Linked DNA regions of Homo sapiens: region 2 is linked to region 1. Evidence: read pairs that join two places in POLR2A ChIA-PET (ENCODE). Cell type or tissue: GM12878. All regions are shown on one strand.

Region 1 (8,000 bases):
TTTTTTTTTAATTCCAATGAGGAAACTATCACCCTGAATAAACGAAATGGTACTTTACCACCAATTGTGGCAATGATGCAGTACAGGCATTGTTTCATTACTACTACATCAGACAGTGTTAAAGTCTCTTAGATTTTCACATTCAACCCGATTTCAAAACAGACTTTAAGATATGAAAAGCTGACAATATGATTACCTTGAAATTTTCAATCTTCCTGTCATGAGGTAATTAATATTGTTTTTAAACATCCTTTGGGAGCCCTGAATTGTATCTAGTTTCCAGCACACTTCCAGGAGCAGTCTCTCTTGTGAGCTCAGCAAGACTTGCTGAACTGCACTATAACAATCTTACTCATCTGGAAGCCCCATTGAGAACCAGGACCGTGTATCTCCTGACCTGCTGATCTCCACCACTCAGCACAATCTCTTGACATACACAGTTACTCAAGTATTTGTTGGGATTTCACTCCAGGGCAGAAGAGTACAAATATTCTTCTCTTTTACTCACAACGTTTAAGATGGTTTGAGATCATCACTCTCTGAAGAGACAGATAATCTAAGGAAGTAATTCTAATACAACCCAATGTAGTGGCAGTAATGGCTCAAAAGGCACAGGTGGCAAAGGAGACTAAACATGACAACTAAATCCAGTGTGTGATCCAGATCAGGAGGAAAAATACTTAAAAGAACACTATTAAGCAGATGGTGAAAAGTAGAATATAAACTACTATATATTAGATTATTGTATTAATGATAAATTACTAATTTTGATAAATGCACTGTTACTGTATTGACTGTCCTTGTTCTTAGGAAATATATGCTGAAATATTTAGGAACAGAAGGTCATGATTCTGCAACTTACTCTCAAAGACTTCAGTAAAATTCTATATATGTATATGTATACACACACAGATAAAGCAAATGTAACCAATGTTAAGAATCGGAGAATTTGGATGAAGGATATATAGGAGTTCATTGCACGTTTCTTGCATCTTTTCTGAGTTCAAAATTTTTCAAAATACAAAGTTAAATGTAAAACATTTTAATAAAGGCAGAGGTGAAAATTGCTTCATTCTTCTGTTATTATTACTTACTAAAGGTAGGGAAGAAACTAGTATTATTTGAGTATCTACTTAAACAGATACTGACAGAAAATTTTAAGTACACTAATTTAATCCTCTTATCAGTCCTTCAAAGTGGTAGTATTCCGGTTTCAGAGATGAGGAAATTGAGAACAGAAATATTAACATATTTGTTCAAGGTATACCACATACATTAGCAGTTTGATAAACCTCAGTTCAAAATCAAACTTTACCACTTACAAGAAGTGAGAACTTGAGCTAGATACTTAACCTCTTTGAGCATGCATCTTGACCTATAAAAAATGTAACAGTCCTTTTAAAAGGTTGCTGTGAAAAAGCAAAGAAAGTTGTTGTGGAAATTAATGAGGATAGTAAATAAATTATTTAATAATGCCTGGCACACAGTAGGCAGTCAATAAATATTAGCACCCTCTTACTTAGCACATTGCTAACAAGTAATAGATTTGAATCCAGGTTGGGCTGCTCCCAAAGCCTGTGCTCTCCCCCTTATATAATGCTGCACTACTTTAAGTGGAAAGGGCTGGCTTTTGTAGGAACAGTTCATGCGGTGCCCACAGCAGGAAGTATTCAGGGTAATTTGAATGCAACAAGGAGCAAAGAGGTCTTTAAGAGAAAAATTTTTTTATGAGTCAAAGGAATGTTCCTTCCAAGTAGAACATTTCTCAACACACATTCTCTGATAAAAAGTTCCAAAGTCCACCATCTGCTACATTGATCAACAGAATAGTGAGCGTTGAAGAGACTGACAAAATGTTGGACAAACTGCCTAGCCCAAATTCTCATTCTCCGTCTTTAAAAAAAAAAAAAAAAAAAAAAAAACAAGCACATTCTACTCAAATGAAGGACAATATTGATTCCGACAGGCTGGAAAATGGCATGCCCACATTGCTCACCATATTGTTCACAAAATTGACACCAACCTACCTTTTCCTACGAGGAAAAAAATACCAATTCACTACAAATTCATCTAATTATGTTCAACTGAGACTTCCCTAGAGGCTAAATCATAGTGTGGTATGGGAAAAGTACAGGTGCTAAAGTCTGAGTAGAATCCCATTTATACCATGGTCTGATCTAAGACAAATTATTTCGCTTCTATGAGCCAGAGTTTTTTATCTGTTTAAAGAAAAGTGGGGGCCAGGTGCAGTGGCTCACACGTGTAATCCCAGCACCTTGGGAGACCGAAGCAGGTGGATCACCTGAGGTCAGGAGTTTGAGACCAGCCTGGCCAATATGGTGAAACCCTATCTCTACTAAAAATACAAAAAAAAAAAAAACAAAAAAAACCTGCTGGGCGTGGTGGCGCATGCCTGTAATCCCAGCTACTCAGGAGGCTGAGGCAGGAGAATCGCTTGAACCCAGGAGGCAGAGGTTGGAGTGAGCCGAGGTCGCGCCATTGCACTCCAGCGTGGGCAACAAGAGGGAAATTCAGTCTCAAAAAAAAAAAAAAAAAAAAAGAAAAGAAAAGAAAAGAAAGAAAAGGAAAGTGGGATAACAGCAGTTTTCTTACAGAGGCTCAAGGATTAAGATATAAGGACAGAGATATATATATATATATATATATATATATATATTTTTTTTTTTGAGGCAGATTCTCACTCTGTCACCCAGGATGGAGTGCAGTGGCACGATCTCAGCTCACTGCAACCACCACCTTCCAGGTACAAGCGATTCTCCCACCTCAGCCTCCCAAGTAGCTGGGATTACAGGCGCTTGCCACCACGCCCAGCTAATTTTTGTATTTTTAGTAGAGACGGGGTTTCGCCATGTTGGCCAGACTGGTCTCAAACTCCTGACCTCAGGTGATCCGCACGCCTCGGCCTCCCAAACTGCTGGGATTACAGGTGTGAGCCACCACGCCCGGCCGAGATATATATTCTTAATATGCATACTACTAGTAAGTACTCATTAAATACTGGTTTCTATTTCCACAACATAACCACTTCCTTTTATTGTTAATATTTATCAACTGCTTAACAATGTATCAGATATTGAACTGTGCATTTGGTACACATCATCTCATTTACTCTCGTAATCATTCTGTGAAGGAGAATATTATTACCGTAATTTGCAGGTCAGGAAACTGAAGTTGTGAGAAATGTAGTAACTTGCCTAACAGCTACTAAGTAATGGAGCCAGCCAGCATTTGGATCAACAATCTAAACCAAAACACAAACCTACCTCTGCTGCCTATTTTGTAGCAGAGAATGCAGACAGACGAAACTAAAAATATAAATAATTTTAAAAATACACATTTTGAGAGACTAGTGTGCAAGTTCTAGATCATTGCGTACTATGGATATGGGTACAGAAGTTAGTAGTCCATGGCGTCTATGGTCATTTTTCTCTTGCTTTTCATCCTGAGGGGCTACTTCACTCCCTTTCTCAATGAGTCCATAACTTCTGGAATACTACATCACTCCAATAGCCAAAGTTGTATTTTTTAGTCCTACCTTACTGTACTGGTTTCAAGATCTCGAAAAAAGTGATTTTCAGCATACTGCCACTGTATTAGTTATAGATGCATCGATATCTAATATACCAACATTCACAAGATTAGTAAAAATTAAAGTTAAATCAATTTTATACTAGACAGACGTATAAATTTATTGATGTGATCAAAGTATTTAGTTGGTTCCTCTTACTGAATCAGATTTAAGCCACCAACCTGATTCAACAAATAAATCAATTTTCAGATGCAATGTTAAGCTCAATCTCACTAAAGTAACCTTTTAACCTTAGCTGCACTTTGAAATTGCCTGGAGAGCTTTTAAAAATCCTTATGTCCAGAGGCTGGGCATGGTGGCTCACGCCTGTAATCCCAGCACTTTGGGAGGCCAAGGCAGGTGGATCACCTGAGGTCAGGAGTTCGAGACCAGCCTGGCCAATGCGGTGAAACCCCGTCTCTACTAAAAATACAAAAATTAGCCAGGTGTGGTGGCGGGCGCCTGTAATCCCAGCTACTTGGGAGGCTGAGGCAGGAGAATCACTTGAACCTGGGGGGCGGAGGTTGCAGTGAGCCGAGATTGCGCCGTTGCACTCCAGCCTGGGCGGCGAGTCAAACTCCGTCTTAAAAAAAAAAAAAAAAAAAAAAAAATCCTTACATCCAGATGGCATATCACATCTATCAAATCAAAATCTCTAGAGGTGGTCCTCAGGCATGAGTGTTTTTTAAAGCTCCTGCAGAGACTTTAATGTGCAGCCAAGGTTGTAAAACACTGCATTAAAGTAACCTACAGGTGGCAGTTACTTAAAAAAGAAAAGCAGAGTTAATACTGGCCACATTGCAATGAATATGGGAGTTGCAAACATCATTTCCTTTGACCTAATTATACAATTCCTTGAAATTTAGCCTAAGGAAATAATTTAACAGAAGCAAAAAATCAGTAGGTAAAAGATAAGGCTCACTCTAGCACTCACTAGTTTTAATTTTTTTAAAAATCAGAAATTGATATTCAATATTAGTTGAATAATTTACTCATAATAAAAGAGGGCCTCAAAAATATTTATAAAGACCATAGAAATAGATAAAAATATGACAAAGTGAAACTATCAGACTACAAAATGGAGCATCAGCTACAACTGTTATTAAAAATTCCATACAATATGGGAGGTAATATCTGATAATAAAATAAACCTGTCTTATGCAGGTGCATCATGAATATTATTATGTACAACTTAATTATTAAAAATAAATAAATAGGCTGGGTGCAGTGACTCACACCTGTGTTCCCAGCACTTTGGGAGGCTGAGGTGAGAAGATTGCTTGAGGCTAAGAGTTCAAGACCAGGCTGGGCAAAACAGGGAGACCACCCCCACTCTTTGCAAAAAAAAATTAGCCCGGCCTGGTGGTGCACACCTGTAGTCCTAGCTACATGGGAGGCTGAGGCGAGTGGTCAAGGCTGCAGTGAGCTATGGTCTCACCACAGCACTCTAGACTGAGTGACAGACCAGCAAGAGGAAGAATTAATTGATTATTTTATTTTTACTGTTTTTTTTTTTTTTTTTTTTTTTTTTTTTAGGTGGAGACAGCAGGTATCACAGGAGCTCCTTGAAACGAACACAGGAGTAATAAACCATGACGCAGACATCTGCGCTTAGGCTCCAATGCAGTTATATTTAGTTCACAGTAGACCAACACCAACATCAAATAGATCCTCATCTAAGAAACAATCCCAGATAATCTTTACTCACTCACTAATGTACTTTTTCTTTTCCAACCTTCTCACCCCCCAGATGACTTAGAGCATCTAAGTGATTATAAGTTATAAGTGATTAAATAAAGCAGGGGTCCCCAACTCCCATGCCACAAACCAGTACCAGTCTATGGCGTGTTAGGCCACACAGTAGGAAGTAAGTGCAGGCTAGAGAGTGAAGCTTCATCTGTATTTACAGCTGCTCCCCACTGCTTGCATTACCACCTGAATTCCGCCTCCTGTCGGATCAACGGTGGCACTAGATTCTCACAGGAGCGTGAACCCTATCGTGAACTGCGTATGTGAGGGATCTAGGCTCCTTATGTGAATCTAATGTTTGATGATCTGTCACTGTCTCCCATCACCCCCTGATGGGACTGTTTAGCTGCAGGAAAACAAGCTCAGGGCTCCCACTAACTCTACATTATGGTGAGTTGTATAATTATTTCATTATATATTACAGTGCAGTAATAACAGAAATAAAGTGCATGATAAATGTAATGCGCTTGAATCATCCCCTCAACCATCACATCCCCTCCTCCCACAGGTCCATGAAAAAACTGTCTTCCACAAAACCAGTCCCTGGTGCCAAAAAAAATTGGGGACCACTGAAATAGAGATTTCTATTTAAATATTATTTAAATTTGTATTTATACACAAACTAGGTTGATCTATGTCAGAACTTGTGTTGTCTCTGTCTATTCCATGACAGTTATTGGCTTACTAGCTACTTAACTGTCTTCTGTTTAACCAGTGCTTCACGCCACTTAGTGAGGCTGAGAAACACAGGCCCCTGAAAATTATTTTCAAAGCGAGAACATTACCACTGTTGACCAAGATCAACAACAGTGGTAATGAGAACAGGAAAAAAGAGAATTGCTTACAAAATAAGCTGAAACTTGGAAAGAATGATATAACTGAATAAAGTAATTTCAAACCGATGACAGAAAAAAAAGTCAAATTTCCAAGAAATGAGGGGGAGGGGACGGCAAAGGGAGGGAGGAGGAGGAGGGAGGGGAAAGGGAAGGGAGGAGTACACACTCATCTTTAAAATGTCAAAAAGTTTCTTTAGCTTTCTCGTGGGGCAAAAACACAAAACAAAATCAAACAGAAACCCTGTAGGATTACCAATTTAAATAACAGAATCAGGAGAGAAAGGAATGCACATCCATTTCTTCCAGTTTTATTTCTGAAGATCATGAGAAACTTAAACATGATAGAAAGATTAAGAACTAAATATGAACCCAAAACTCCAGTGTAATGGTGAACGTTAAAATCAGCTGATTAACAAGCTTCCAACTTAATGGAGAAGCGATGTGTTCCATACTTACAGAAACTGGTAACTTTAATCACAAAGAAGTCATCACTCTGTAAACTAGCTTTTCCAGTTCAGGAAAAAAGACACATTTTTGCTCATTTGTCTAGGCAGGACCCCCATCTTCAGGCACGAAGTTCACTTAACTATGTGTGAGGTTATCATCACTAAAATTCAAGAAAAGAACCCATACTCAACAAGTCCAATAAGCTTCTAATGACCTTGCGTATTTTTATATAGCCCACTGACCTGATTCGGCACTTTTCATAAGTTATAATTAAAGTTGATTAATCCTATTTAAAAACAGTTACATTAATAAAATAGGTCCTCATAAAGAGATAATGTCTTTTGGACAAACTAGATGTGACTTTTCTCATGTTTCTCCTGTAATTTGCTGCTTTTGCAGAAACATATAACATTGATTTACTCTCCCTCATAATAGCACTGCACAATAAACAGGTAAGGTGGGTCAGAGAACTTCTCAAATTACTTACAAGCGATCAGATTTTTTTTAACTTTTCAATTCATCACTGAAGCAAAGATTCTAAAAATGAACTACTGGAAAAATGAAATTTAATGTGCACAGATTCTGGGGAGAAAAACTACTGGCAGAAGAGATAAGAGGCATAGCATAGATAGGAATACGGCATGTGGTATAAGCTATAGACCCATTGGACAAGGTTTCATTTTCTCCCAAAGGTAAACTTCATATAGGCCTGAGCAAAGCTGAAAACCAACTGAACAATAGCAAGAGTATTTTAAAAGTTCAGTCCCACCCAGTCTTTATTATTGTTGTTATTGCTATTAAAATCAAAAGTATCCAAATATCAGCTTTAACAGTCATGTTCTAAAGAGGTTCTGTCGTGTGGGCATGGGGGCTCATGCCTGTAATCCAGCATTTTAGGAGGCTGAGGCAGGCAAATCACTTGAGTCCAGGAGTTTGAGATCAGCCTGGGCAACATACAAGACCTCATCTCTACACAAAATTTTCAAAAGTTAGCCAGGTGCGTTAGTTAGTGGTGGTGCGTGCCTGTAGTCTCAGCTACTGCGGAAGTTGAGGTAGGATGTCGAGGCTACAGTGAGCCATGACTGGGCCACTGCACTCCAACCTGGGCAACAGAATGAGACCTTATCTCAAAACAAACAACAAAACACAAAAAAAACCACACCTAACAAAAACGACAACAAAAGAAGCTCTATAATTTGTTGAAATGATTTCCCTGAATCAAATGTGAAATATCAGGAACAAATCACAGTACATAATAAATATAAAACGATTGTAAAAAGCTGTATTCAGTTTTTCAGAGCATTTTCATCATAAATATCTTATTTAATCTTCCAAGTAACAAGGCCAAGGTTCTGCAGATAGATAGCGTTTAGGCAAAT
Region 2 (8,000 bases), 160 kb after region 1:
AGGCTACTCCGTTAGAGAAGTCTGGAACGGCTTGCAAACTGCAACAAAAAGAACACTGGCTTTGGAATGAAATTGACTTTGGCCGAAGTTCTGGATCCTGCCCTTACTAGCTCAATAAGTATCCTAGCTTCTTTGTATCTCATATTTCTGTAACTAAAACACAGAGATAAAATCTTCACAGGTTAGTGAATAAGGCAAATAAACAGCATCTAGCACATAGTAAGCACTCAATAAATAAATAAAGTTTCCTTCAACCTTTGCCAACCCTACCAGAATTTTGTCTCCAATTTTTGTATCCACACAAGATTAGAATTCAAATAACTTACCCGGTCCATAGTAAAATCAGTATGTGAATCATGGATTTTTGTCAAACTCATTTGTTTCGTGGATACAAACTTCACAACCAAAGTTAACAAAGTGAGCTAGAAGCCAAACTAAACTAGAATCTGGGTCTTTTAAACTACCCAGTTCAAAGCTCTTTAGTAAAAGGGGAAAGACTAACACCATACGAAGAGAAACCAGAGTATAAGTTCAGAACACAGATTCAAAGGCACAAATCTTTCAGGAAAACATCAGTAGAAACAACAAGACACCAAGACAAAACTAAGTCTGAATCGATTAAAACACATGACTCATCTATTCATAAGCTCTAGACTTAGAAGTCACATTAAGAAACTTCACAATGGATCTTTAAAACACAAAACAGACTTTAAACAATGGTAAGGAAAGCTCACCAGAATGTGCTAGGATACAGCATTCCAGATAGCTTATAAAAAAAGAAAAAAACACAACCACTGCTACATAAGGCCCTACTGAGTACTAAGAATGAACACACACAATGATAATAGCTAGAAGGAGGTAAGTGCAAGCAACGAAGGCAAAATAACTTTAAAGATAGTAACAATTTGTCAAACAAAGGCAAATTAATCATTGGCTTTTCAACACAGCCACAATCTAACAGCCATTCATTCAGTAAAGATTACTGAGCCCCTACCATAAGCTGGGAGCTAGGTACTAAAGATACAAAGGTGTGACACTAGCCCAGTAAAGGGAATGAGATATACAAGTACAACTTTACAACCAGGATAGGAAACAGTGTGCCAGAAATGCTTGAGAGGTCAGAAAGACAGCTTATAACCAACTGTGAGAATGAAGCAGGGTTTATGTAGGAAACATCCTTCAAGACTTAGCTTGAAAAGCTAAGGCAGAATTGGACATGAACAGATGGGAAGGAACATTTTGTGTGTCCCTAGGGTCTAGCCTCCACATTGGCACACAAAGTAATCAATATATGTTTCTCAAATGCATGAATGGGCAAAGGCACATGATGATAAATAAATACTTCACCACAGTGAGAGAACAGTTTTTAAAGCGTGTTGTTGCAGAACCAAACTGTGGCAGGCCTTACTCAGATTTTATTCGGTGGGCAATGAGGAACTACTATTTTTAAATGGGGCAGTGATACGACCAAAACTGAGCTAAAAGAAGAATAAACTGACAAAACATAAAACAGGTGACAGCTAAAAGAGAAAACCTGCCCTTAACTATGCTATTGACCTTATCTGCATCTGAGGTAATTATGCTTCAATCTTGGTCAGTCCCTCTCCTTAAAAATCTTTTACACTAATGATTTCTGATGATGTGTGTAGTAAAGTCAGGATAAGCTAGATTATACTATGGTAACAACAACCAGAAGGTATCAGAAGTTAACACAATGAAGTTTACTCCTCACTCACTCAAAGATCACTATGGCTCCAGGCAACTCTCTGGGGCAGCAATCCTTCAAGCCTCAGGGCAGTATTCCAACCTGATTTCATCATGTGGTACTGTCATAGCTACTTGTGCTTCCAGGTCCCAAAAGCAAGGAAAGAGAGAGAGCATTTCACGTCAGATTTTTTTTTTTTTTTTTTGAGAGGAGTTTTGCTCTTGTTGCCCAGGATGGCATGCGATGGTGTGGTCTAGGCTCACTGAGAATCGCTTGAACCACCTCCCGGGTTCAAGCGATTCTCCTGCCTCAGCCTTCCAAGTAGCTGGGATTACAGACATGCGCCACCACGCCCGGCTAATTTTTGTATTTTTAGTAAAGACAAGGTTTCACTATGTTGATCAGGCTGATCTCGAACTCCTGACCTCAGGTGATCCACCCACCTCAGCTTCCCAAAGGGCTGGGATTACAGGCATGAGCCACTGCGCCCGACCTCACATCAGCTTTTAAATGCTTCTAGCCAAAAGCGACACATTTCCATGGGACACAGCAAGTCACAAGACCATGCCATCTTGAAATAGGCTGGGAAATGTGATATTCCACATGCAAAAAGGAGAACTAGAAATTGTAGTGAGTGGCACTAATGCCCACCACGTTTTGATATTTTTACAGTGTCCAGCAATAAATTATGTTGTGAAGAAAAAAATGCCCAATTTCCTTGCATTAGGTACCACCATGGTAAATCCATTCTTAGGGCATCAAAGTTAGCACCACACTGATCATAAAACAATCTAATCTCTGTATGTTCACTGACTCTAAAGAATTTAGCATCACCTATTTTAGATTTTTTTCATATCTATTATTCTTTTAGGAATAATTTCCAACCATTAAAGAAAACATAGCTTATTTCATTCTGCTCTAATCTTACAAATTTCTCATTTTTTCCTTATTTATGAGGACCTAACAGATAAGGAATGGTATATACAATATAATCAAATCATTTCTGCCCTACTATTAAGAGTCCTTGGCATAACAAGCAGTTAAGAACAATGAACGTTGCTAATCACTTTTATTACCAGATTTCATTAATGAAAAACATGAGTAACAGCGGTGCTATTAAAAACGTCTCACAGCTACAAAACTCCTGTAACTTTAAGAAAGGCAGGTGAACATAATAAAGAATGCACACATTTTAGAAACACAATCCTAGTTTCAATCCCCAGCTCTTGCACTTCTGGCTGTGGGAGTTTAGCCAAGCTACACAATCTTAGTAAGCCTCAACTACCATTTACGGCAGAGCTAACTCCAGCTACTTCACAAGACCACCCCAGGGTTAAGTGAGACATACAGATAAAATGCTACAAAGTAAGTGCTCGAAAAAAAAAATGGCAGCTAGCATAAATAGGTTTTGATAAGCAAGGAGTATGATTCTTTGCATCTTTTTATCAGGATTTCCCAAGCTCCCGGAGAGCTAAAAAGTATTTTAATTTCTAATTGCTTAGTTGAGAACTATCTCATGGGCAGTTAACATCAGAGCACAGCCTAGCAGTCAGATACCACGATCCCCCATTGTATTATACAGTTCCTTCATGATTCAGCCAGTAAAATTTCCCTAACCATGAAAGACTTATACCAAGAACAAAGACATCCAGCCAACAGATGGAGATTCATAAACACCAAATCCTAGGCACCAGAAGGCACTTTCAACATATTTCAGTCCAGATGTTTCCAAACTGATTTTTTGGCCATGGAAGTGTCTTCGAAGGAAACATTACAGGAAACACAAAAATAAACTAGAGGAAAGTGGAACTACTCTGTGTAGCACCACTTGCTCTCTTTTTCATGCCCTCCCCAATCTCACTTGGGCCCTTGATGTAATTCCAAGGATCTCCAGGACTTGAGGATACTTTTTGGGGAAAACACAACAAAGAACCAAACAAAAACCTGATACAGTTTAACCGTTTCATTTTTGATGGGAGAATTGAGGTGGAGTGGGCTAAGCAACTTGCCCAAGGTTGTTGGCAGCAAACTAAACCAAATTTATTGAATCCTAATCCAGTGTCTGTTCACTAACAAGTTTTTCTCAGCTACAGAATGTTTTACATCAGAATTTATCCTTTACATTTCTACCAGTCAGTGAGTTTCCATCTTCCTATTTTTAATCTGGCATTCTTATTACTACTGTCTTGTTACTCATTCTCTTATTATTTTGTTCCCCATTATTATTGTCCTATGTCCCAGAAAAACTGCACAGAAACATTTAATTCCTACCACTGATTTACCAAGCTAATTGTTTATCCCAGATCCCTAAGACAGGAAAGAAAGTAGGGAGACCTAAGGAAGAATCCTCTGAAATGTGAGATACCAAGGTCCTATTTGTTGGTTGACCTGCTAATTGTTATTACTCTCTTTTTTACAACCTCAAAGGGACAGTTTAAGAGAATACTGAGACAAAAATGACTAGCTTCTTTGGTAAACAGTTTATAATAGCTCAAGTTACCAGGGGGAGGAAACAGTAAAAAAGCAGAATGGCACACTTCTGAGATTTAAGCCCAAATAATGCTGTTGTAACAGAGAAAACAAATCAAAGCTGGCCTTGCCCCAAAAGATTTCCAAAACAGAGGTCCTTTGGGAGGTCTATAAAAATTCTGATCAATTCAGGTTGGCAGAGGAGACGTCCTCAAAATTCTACATAGGGTTCCTTACCAAAACCAAGTAACATCTAGACTTCATAACGAAACTAACAGTTCAATAATCAGGTATACTACATAAAAAACTGGGTGGTTTCAAGACCACAGAAGCCCTCCCACATCTGAATTAACTATCTACATGTTCCAAGACTTTATTATAGAACCATCATAAATTAAATTTCTACATCTAGTGATATAATATGCCGGGCACAGTGGCTCGTGTCTATAATCCCAGCACTTTGAGAGGCCAAGGCAGGTGGATCACCTGAGGTCAGGAGTTTGAGATCAGCTTGACGAACATGGTAAAACCCAATCTCCAATAAAAATATGAAAATAAGCCAGGCATGGTGACACACACATGTGATCCCAGCTACTTGGGAGGTTGAGGCAGGAGAATCGCTTGAATCCGGGAGGCGGAGGTTGCAGTAAGCCAAGATTGTGCCACTGCACCCCAGCCTGAGCAACATACTCTGTTTAAAAAAAAAAAATATATATATATATATACATATATATATATATGGCTACTAAATTATGATTAATCAGCTATTTCTCTGTAACCAGAAATAGGCTGAATATCAACAAGATACTCCTAAGAATGGTCAACAAAACAGAGACAAGCTGGTGTATCAACAGTGCCAAGAGATCACCTTACACAGCTACCTGACTTACAACTTCCTATACAACTAGTTCTTCCTACTTATAATACAGAAAACCTTCACAAATATTATGATTGAAAATCATTATTATAGCTGAGACCAGTTGACTAATCTTTGGCTCAGAGAAAAAGGTTTGCCTACATTAAAGTCAAGAACACAGTTTCAATGTTTAATTTGCTTGTTTTCTTGATTATCTAAACCATGATGTCAATATGTAACTGTGATTTGAGGAACATATGTGGATTATACGTATTTGTACTTTCAGAACTAAATTTTGTTTTTTAATTTTTTTTTTAGAGACAGGATCTTGCTTTGTCACCCAGGCTGGAGTAAAGGCAGTGTGATCATAGCTCACTGTAACCTCTAACTCATGGACTCAAGTGATCCTTCCGCCTCAGCCTCTCAGGTAGCTACAACTATAGGCATGCATCACCACCCAGCTAATTTTTTAATTTTTATTTTGTAGAGACAGGCTCTCACTATGTTGCCCAGGCTGGTCCTGAACTCCTGGCCTCCTGACTTCAAGCTATCCTCCCACCTCAACCTCTCAAAATGCTGAGATTATAAGTGTGAGCCACTGAGCCTGGCCCAGAACTAAAAGCTTTAACAGTCAGGCGCAGTGGCTCATGCCTGTAATCCCAGCACTTTGGGAAGCCCAGGTGGGAGGATCACTTGAGGCCAAGAGTTTGAGGAGACCAGCCTGGTCAACACAGCGAGACACCATCTCTAGAAAAAATAATAATGAAATAAATAAATAAATAAGTTATATTAATTCTAACATGCATTTAGATAAGCAACAGAATGGCCACAGATCATCTTTCACAGGGCTCTTTGTGTAGAAGAGGACCTTACTCCTCAGCATCTCTAAATCTTATCTCAAATACTTCCCTGTTTTATTGCTGGAGTTAATCTGAACCGACAACTAAGAACAAGCCAAAGGAACATGATATCAGTGACTTTATTTGAAAGTTTCCTCCATCTGTCTTTTAATATTGAGAACTCAGATTAACGTTTAGCACCTAAGAGGACAGTAACGATGCTTCGTGAGTTTCTTCATATCCTTTTAGAAATACAGAGTTCTTTCATTTTTTCTTTGGTTGCCAGTAATCCAGTAATTCTATGAGTAATTATCTTATGGCATCTAAAACTTTATTTATTTATTTATTTATTTTTTTATTTTTTTATTTTTTTTTTTTTTTTTTTTGAGACGGAGTCTCGCTCTGTCGCCCAGGCCGGACTGCGGACTGCAGTGGCGCAATCTCGGCTCACTGCAAGCTCCGCTTCCCGGGTTCACGCCATTCTCCTGCCTCAGCCTCCCGAGTAGCTGGGACTACAGGCGCCCGCCACCGCGCCCGGCTAATTTTTTGTATTTTTAGTAGAGACGGGGTTTCACCTTGTTAGCCAGGATGGTCTCGATCTCCTGACCTCATGATCCACCCGCCTCGGCCTCCCAAAGTGCTGGGATTACAGGCGTGAGCCACCGCGCCCGGCCTGCATCTAAAACTTTAAAAACGTGTTTTCTAAAAGTTATGGGGAAATAGTAAATAGGAACTGTCATATTCTGCCAGTAGAAGTATAAATGACAAAAGCTTTCTGTAGACAACTTGACAATATCTATGAACAGCTGCTGAAATGTACACCATTTGCCCTAACAATTCCATTTCTCTAACAAAGTAAACAAGGACACACAGATGTATGTATAAGGCTGTCCTTCAAAGCAATGTTTATAATAGCATAGAGGAAAGAGGCAGGAGGAAGGGTGATGGGGAAAAAAGATACACAACCTATTCAAATAATAGGAAATGAACTGAAGATAAACTTAAGTTCATACAAGGAAATACTATATAGCCATTAAAATAACTATGTCAGTTACTTGAAATCATATAAAGGTGGCTGGCGGAAACACGTGGATCACTTGAGGTCAGGAGTTCAAGACCAGCCTGGCCAACATGGTGAAACCCCATCTCTACTAAAAATCCAAAAATTAGCCGGGCGTGGTGGCATGTGCCTGTAATCCCAGCTACTCGGGAGGCTGAGGCAGGAGAGTTGCTTGAACCTGGGAGGCAGAGGTTGCACTGAGTAGAGATTGCGCCACTGCACTCTGGCCTGGGCGACAGAGTGAGACTCTGTCTCAACAACAACAAAAAAGAAATCATATAAAGGTACATTGATGAAATGTTTTATAACCTGTTTATGCTCAAGAGTACATAAAATACGCCACATATGGCTAGTCCACATATGGGCTGTATATATGTACATACACACACTCTCTCTCTACAAGTTTTCAAGTTTGGAAAGAAAAATTATACCCAACAATTTTCTCTAGGTAGTGTCATTTATGTGTACTTTTGGGGGACTATAGTTCCTAAATTTCTAGAGGAACTGTACATTACTGTTGTAATAAAAATAAGACTTATTAAAAATGTCTTTCATAAATCATGAAAACGATCTGATGACTCCTAGAATAAGAGATTAACCATAAAAATAAATCTACTGGCAAAGTCAAAGTTACATAAAGTTCTGCCAAAATAATAGCTCACAATGATGTCCCTTTCACATCATTACTCGTTTCAACTCTCGCCAGAATGAGGAATGCTGAGCAGAGTATAAGTTCTAGAGTAAGATCCATGTTCAAGTATGAACTCAGCCACATACTAACTGTGTGACCCTGAGCAAGTCCAGCCTCTCTGGGCCTCTGTCTCCTCATCCATAAAATATGGATACTTCCACATTTTGTGAGGATTAGAATTATGAGGATTAAAATGAGACAAGGGTTTGTAGAGTACTTACTACTACACTTGGCAAATGGAAAGTAATAATAAATGATGGCAATTATCACTATTATTGTTACTGCCTATCAATCAAGAAACAAAATCATGAGTGCTTTAAGGGCAGTGACTACATCTTATTTTGTTTATTCCTCAATCCCTGGTGCCCAGTAGTGTGCCT

Evidence for each region. Peaks named below come from ENCODE experiments on the same cell type or tissue, not always from the same donor. Only the 100,000 strongest peaks of a DNase experiment are listed, where the experiment ranks them.
Region 2: POLR2A ChIA-PET joins it to region 1 with 11 read pairs; 4 of 35 experiments call an interaction of 5 or more read pairs at or near these places.

The regions. Positions count from the first base shown.
Region 1 is chr15:85,557,252-85,565,251 of GRCh38, reverse strand. All of the region lies in intron 5 of AKAP13 (A-kinase anchoring protein 13), which reads right to left. Among named protein-coding and RNA genes, the nearest start is that of AKAP13, 180 kb to the right of the region's middle. In GM12878, no CTCF peak of the experiment used is centred here; no DNase peak of the experiment used is centred here.
Region 2 is chr15:85,397,758-85,405,757 of GRCh38, reverse strand. The region is part of intron 1 of AKAP13 (A-kinase anchoring protein 13); the gene reads right to left. Among named protein-coding and RNA genes, the nearest start is that of AKAP13, 21 kb to the right of the region's middle. RefSeq lists an enhancer at 4,308-4,407. In GM12878, no CTCF peak of the experiment used is centred here; no DNase peak of the experiment used is centred here; H3K4me3 peaks cover 1,146 bases; H3K27ac peaks cover 4,511 bases.